2 separate regions of the Homo sapiens genome follow, and region 1 is linked to region 2. A link is a contact called in ENCODE Hi-C or POLR2A ChIA-PET data. All regions are on one chromosome and are shown on one strand. Each heading gives the region's core, a stretch centred on a gene start or an enhancer-like site at or near the end of the contact. The rest is flanking DNA. Distances are from core to core; before and after follow the strand shown.

Evidence for each region. A loop is a pair of places that touch in the nucleus more often than their neighbours do. ChIA-PET counts read pairs that join two places held with the same protein, here RNA polymerase II (POLR2A). Pooled maps may share reads with other maps.
Region 1: a pooled map shows a loop between it and region 2 (3-fold over the local background). The contact joins two enhancer-like sites. A Hi-C loop is called at or near these places in 2 of 50 pooled maps. POLR2A ChIA-PET finds 5 or more read pairs at or near these places in 2 of 52 experiments (activated T-cell and endothelial cell of umbilical vein).

What each region holds. Positions count from the first base shown.
Region 1 is chr14:102,948,037-102,950,736 of GRCh38, reverse strand. CDC42BPB (CDC42 binding protein kinase beta) reads left to right here. Exons shown (of 37, transcript NM_006035.4): 25 at 135-271; 26 at 833-972. Among named protein-coding and RNA genes, the nearest start is that of AMN, 27 kb to the right of the region's middle. Within about 2 kb of position 1,341, at least 9 of the 41 ENCODE cell types and tissues checked have a DNase peak (open chromatin) inside an H3K27ac peak, as active enhancers do.
Region 2 is chr14:102,436,774-102,439,473 of GRCh38, reverse strand. TECPR2 (tectonin beta-propeller repeat containing 2) reads right to left here. Exons shown (of 20, transcript NM_014844.5): 10 at 1,269-1,452. Among named protein-coding and RNA genes, the nearest start is that of ANKRD9, 72 kb to the left of the region's middle. RefSeq lists a silencer at 1,316-1,365. Within about 2 kb of position 1,298, at least 3 of the 41 ENCODE cell types and tissues checked have a DNase peak (open chromatin) inside an H3K27ac peak, as active enhancers do.

The DNA.
Region 1 (2,700 bases), core at 92-2,591, 510 kb before region 2:
ACCTCGGCCTCCGAAAGTGCTGGGATTCCAGGCGAGACCTGGTGATTATTAAATTGCCTCCTCAGGGCATAGGTTCTGCAGTGACTTCTCTGTAGGCAGCAAGCTTTGAAGGCAGTGTTCTTGCTCTCTTCCAGTGTGTTCCTTTGCTTGCCACGTGTCCTGCAAAGACGGTGCCCCCCAGGTGTGCCCAATACCTCCCGAGCAGTCCAAGAGGCCTCTGGGCGTGGACGTGCAGCGAGGCATCGGAACAGCCTACAAAGGCCATGTCAAGGTAGGCGGCTTCATCTCCGCCCTCAGCCCTCGGTGCCTGTGAGGTGCAGTGACCAATAGCCATGCCCAGCCACTCTTGAAAGCAGCCCCTTGCTGCGGCAGGTGGCCCTGGTGCCAGTCCTAGGGGGCTTACCCTCCTGGGCACTGAGGCCATCAGGTCGGCGCAGCCGCTGTTCTGAATGGCCTGGGCATCCTGAGGCCTCCACGCAGACGCTCACTCAGAGTCCATCCTGGGCTGAGTGTCCAGCCAGTGGGCAGAAGCTCAGTCTGAAAGCCACTGTGCCAGGCCCACCTCTACGAGACTGTCGGGCTGCGTGTACCACAGCACCCTGCATGGGGTGGACACAGCGTTGGCTGAGCTGCCAGCTTTCCCTGGCACCGTCTGCTGCCACGCATGGACCCCTCCCCAGCAACGCCTTGAGCCTTCTTGGGCAAACATCCCTCTGTCCAAACAGCTCTGCCGCCAGCCTGGCAGCTGGAAGGAGATTGTGAACGAGTGTAATGGGGCCTGGCGGCCTGCCTGGCCTGGTGGAACGTGGCCACTGTTTGTTTTTATTCATAGGTCCCAAAGCCCACGGGGGTGAAGAAGGGATGGCAGCGCGCATATGCAGTCGTCTGTGACTGCAAGCTCTTCCTGTATGATCTGCCTGAAGGAAAATCCACCCAGCCTGGTGTCATTGCGAGCCAAGTCTTGGATCTCAGGTCTGCGTTTGGGCAGCACTGTCCTTGCTCTGTGAATCTTCCTCAGCTATCTTTAGCCAAAAGGACGGTGTGTTCCTTAGTAGTCTTTCACCTCATTAGTACTTCACCTGCTTCATTATTGTATGGTTGCAAAAATGGGTACAGCTTAGTCATGACTTCAGGCGCTCACATGCGTATGAACAGACATGCATACGGGCCTGCGTGCGCAGGAACGGGAGCGCTGTAGACGCTTCCTGCCTCGCATGTGTTTGCGTTGAGAAGTTTGCCACAGGGGAATTAATTTAACATAAGAAAACCACATGCCCAAGAACAAGCAGAAGATATCCCAGAGAAAAGCCACGCGGCCCACAGCCGTCTGTGCGTTTTAGAGACCGCAGCAGGTGCTGGTGTGTGGAAGAAGTCTGGAGCCGTGGGCCATGTGGGTGTGCGTGGCCGTAGCGTTTGCTATGTGACCCTGTCTCAGTGCCACCCAGTGTCAGCTGCAGGAGCAGGCGGGGCCTCCTTCCCACTTCCTCTTAGAGTTGACATCTGTGGCTCATCTGTTAGTGAGAAGAGGACAGTGGTCATGTTACTGGCATGTGGAATGTTGTTGTGAAGGTAAACGCATCACTAAGAGGCCTAGCTCAGCCCGGGGCCTGCACACGGAGCCATGCTACTGCCTTTGTGTCATCTCTGTGCTGTGCCCGTGCACCGTCTGTTGTGTGGTGCACACGGGACTGCTCTGGGCTCAGGCCGGGGCTGGGTACTCCATCTGTAGCATTGGTTCTTGGGGGCAGGGCTGCTGGGTGGGTACCCTGAGGACAGCGAGGGTGAGTCGGCATCACCTGGCAGCATACTCCACTTTCCATGTCCCTTCCCCCGGGGCACCCGCCAGTCCCTGGCTGTGCACAGGTGTGCCCCTGGCCTGGTGGTGAAGGGCCACTGGTAGACGAAAAGTTGGCATGAGCCCAAGTCAGGGGCCCCATCGGAGGGCTCAGCACTCTTTAGGGAACCTCTTCAGAACAGCATTTCCACACTGATCCCACACCCCGCTCCCCCTCTCACCTCCACACCCACCCCCTGCTCCCCCCTCACCTCCACACCCACCCCCACTCCCTCACCCCCCCACCTCCAAACCCACCCCCCACTCCCCCTCTCCACAGCCACCCCCCCACCTCTGCACCCACCCCACCTCCGCACCCACCCCACCCCCTCATCTCCACACCTAGCCCCCACTCCCCCTCATCTCTACACCCACCCCACTCCCTCTCACCTCCACACCCACCACTCCCCCTCACTTCCAAGCCCACCCCCCACTCCCCCTCACCTCCCTCCAAACCCACCCCCCACCCTCCCCTCACCTCCACACCCACCCCACCCTCCCCGTCACCTCTCCACCCACCCCACCCTCCCCCCTCACCTCCACACCTACCCCCCACCCCCCTCACCTCCAAACCCACCCCACCCCCCTACTCCCCGTCTCACCTCCACACCCACCCCCCTACTTCCCCCTCACCTCCACCCCCACCCCACCCCCGACTCCCCTCCACCTCCACACCCACCCCCCACTCCCCTGTCACCTCCACGCCCACCCCCCACCACCCCCCACTCCCTCCCACTCCCCCCTCACTTCCACACCCCTCACCCCACTTGTCCTCTGCACTTGGCTGTTGGAGGGACTGCCTGGCTGTGCCAAGTGCAAACCGAGTCTTCTGTAACTGGCATAGTCTGGAGGCACCAGCACAGTGG
Region 2 (2,700 bases), core at 49-2,548:
GAGTGGGTTGTTAGCCAGTCTCTAAAGAAAAATATTTTTCAAACAAACAGTGAAAGCAAGCAAGAAAAACAACGCTGAACAAACTAATATTTTAAACAGTGACAGAGACCAGGGAGAATTAAGGGAAATTCATCCCGAAACACAGTGAAGTTACAGAGAACAGACAGGTCCCAAGCCACAGACTCAGCTTCGGCTTCGTCTGACTTCTATTCCAATGTCCTGACAGTAAACCAGGCTGCTTCAAGGCAAAAGTGTCCCCACTGGCGTAGGTGCCGACGTGGCCAACACAACCTTAAGAAAAAACAAGCAAAGCCGGGCGTAGTGGCTCTCACCTGTAATCCCAGCATTTTGGGAGGCTGAGGCGGGCGGATCATGAGGTCAGGAGATCAAGACCATCCTGGCTACCACAGTGAAACCCCGTGTCCACTAAAAAAATACAAAAAAATTAGCTGGGCGTGGTGGCGGGTGCCTGTAGTCCCAGCTACTGGGGAGGCTGAGGCAGGAGAATAGTGCGAACCTGGGAGGTGGAGCTCGCAGTGAGCTGAGATTGTACCACTGCACTCCAGCCTGGGCAACACAGCAAGACTCTGTCTCAAAAAAAAAAAAAAAAGAAAGAAAGAAAGAAAAAGCAAGCAAATGATTCCATGCAGATATGGGAGGTCTTCCAGCTCAGGAGAACATCGTTCAGGAAACACCAGCTCCAGTTCACTAACAATGGCCTAACAGCAGCATGAAAGAATGAATGGACTTTCCTTTTAGAGTCAGGGAGTAGACTGTTCACCCACAGCAGAGAGCTCATTAAAACAGAATTCCTAAAGAGGAAGCCAAATAATTGGAATATATCTAACATATCCATAGGCCCGTCTTCGTTAGTTCGGTTGCTTTAAAGCAACAATGAGAAAGAGAAACACGTATTATTTTTATGAAGAGTTAGTATATTAATATCCCTAAAAAAGTCCCTCAATTTTCAAACTTTTTGTCTAGCTTACAAAAATACGATCAGAGCTTACCATTGCAATTAATAAAGAAAACAAAAACTCAAACTGAACACCCATTTACACTACGAATTGACATCCAATGAAGCAATTCACGTTCTTTGGAGACAACCCCTCAAACGTTCCTGAAGAGGCAAACCTGGTGAACGCACGGCAGCGTGAGCCCAGAGCTGCTGCAGGGGAGCCCTGTACTAAGATGTCTGCACCCCGGGGGCGGGGAGCAGGAGCGGCGAGCGGGAGCAGGGAGCGGGAGCAGGGAGCGGGGAGGCGAACCTGAGGGCGAGACTGCCACCTGCTGGACAGCATCTTCAAACTTCTGCCAGCGCAGCCCGGCGCCCGGCAACGCGCTGCAGAACAGGCCGCCTTTGTAGTCCAGGCACCAGATATACTTCTCGGAGACCACCAAGCTGAGGATGCCATAGCCGGGACCCGAGTAGCCCATCCAGCTTTCTGCAAACTAACAAGGGAAGAGCCAGTGAGTTCTGTGGCAGAGGACACAGCCACATTTGGCTTACTGTTCTCAGTAAGAAAGGTGAGAGGATATCATTAACACGAGACGGTAAAACGGGTCAGCAAGACGCCAAGTCAACCCTTCTCCCAACCCCTGCTATCTGTGGACACCCCTCTACTACAAACCTTCTGAGACGCGTGCTGCTGTCTCCCTACAAAGACTCCCTGGAGTCCCTGGATGACATTTTCTCCTGTTCTAACACCTTTGCAAATGTAACGCTTAGAGCATCACATCACGTTACGAAGGAGCTGCTATTATTCTGCAGGCATACCTCACCTTACACAAAGAGCCAGGTTCTTCAACATTTGGATGCAAGTCAATTTTTTGTAGTCTAATCATTACAGAGGCACTGGATATATGGCACTACCACTGTCTTTCTTTTTTCCACCATATTTTCTTTTTTTTTTCCTTTTTGAGACAGAGACTCGCTCTGTCGCCCAGGCTGGAGTACAGGGGCACAATCTCGGCTCACTGCAACCTCCGCCTCCTGGGTTCAAGCAAGTCGCAATTCTCCTGCCTCAGGCTCCTGAGTACTTGGGATTACAGGCATCTGCCACCACACCCGGCTATTTTTTGTATTTTTAGTAGAGACGGGGTTTCGCCATGTTGGCCAGGCTGGTCTCGAACTCCTGACCTCAGGTGATTCGCCCACCTTGGCCTCCCAAAGTGCTGGGATTACAGGCGTGAGCCACTGTGCCCGACCTTGCTAGAATTCTTTTAAAAATCAAAGCTAAATAAAGTCTTTGTACTTTAATACTTTTCAATAAATGCAAAGAAGATAAATGTATTTGTACAGATACCCACATAGAAGTTAACTACTTCAAAGAAAATGGTGCCCAACTCTTCTCAATCCAGCCCTGCTCACCATGGCAAGTCTTACTTCCACACCGAACCTCCAAATAAAAACACACCATAAAATTTCTTGGCTTCCCAGCTACCTGGAGTGGGATGAGGAAGGGAGGAAGTTAGAGAGTCAGGGGCTCAAAGGGCCAGGATCCCTGTCACCTAAGTGAGGGCTTTCCTAAATTTCTGGCCTAGAATTCCAATACCCCACCCCACCGACAGTCTGCCTGGCTAACGCCCAGACATTAGGGGGCCATGCTGCTTGCGCTTCCTGCAGCCCTGTACTTTGCTCAGTACCCTCACCTGAGTCCCACTCAACTGCGAGGATGTGAACATGTACCTGGCTCCCCC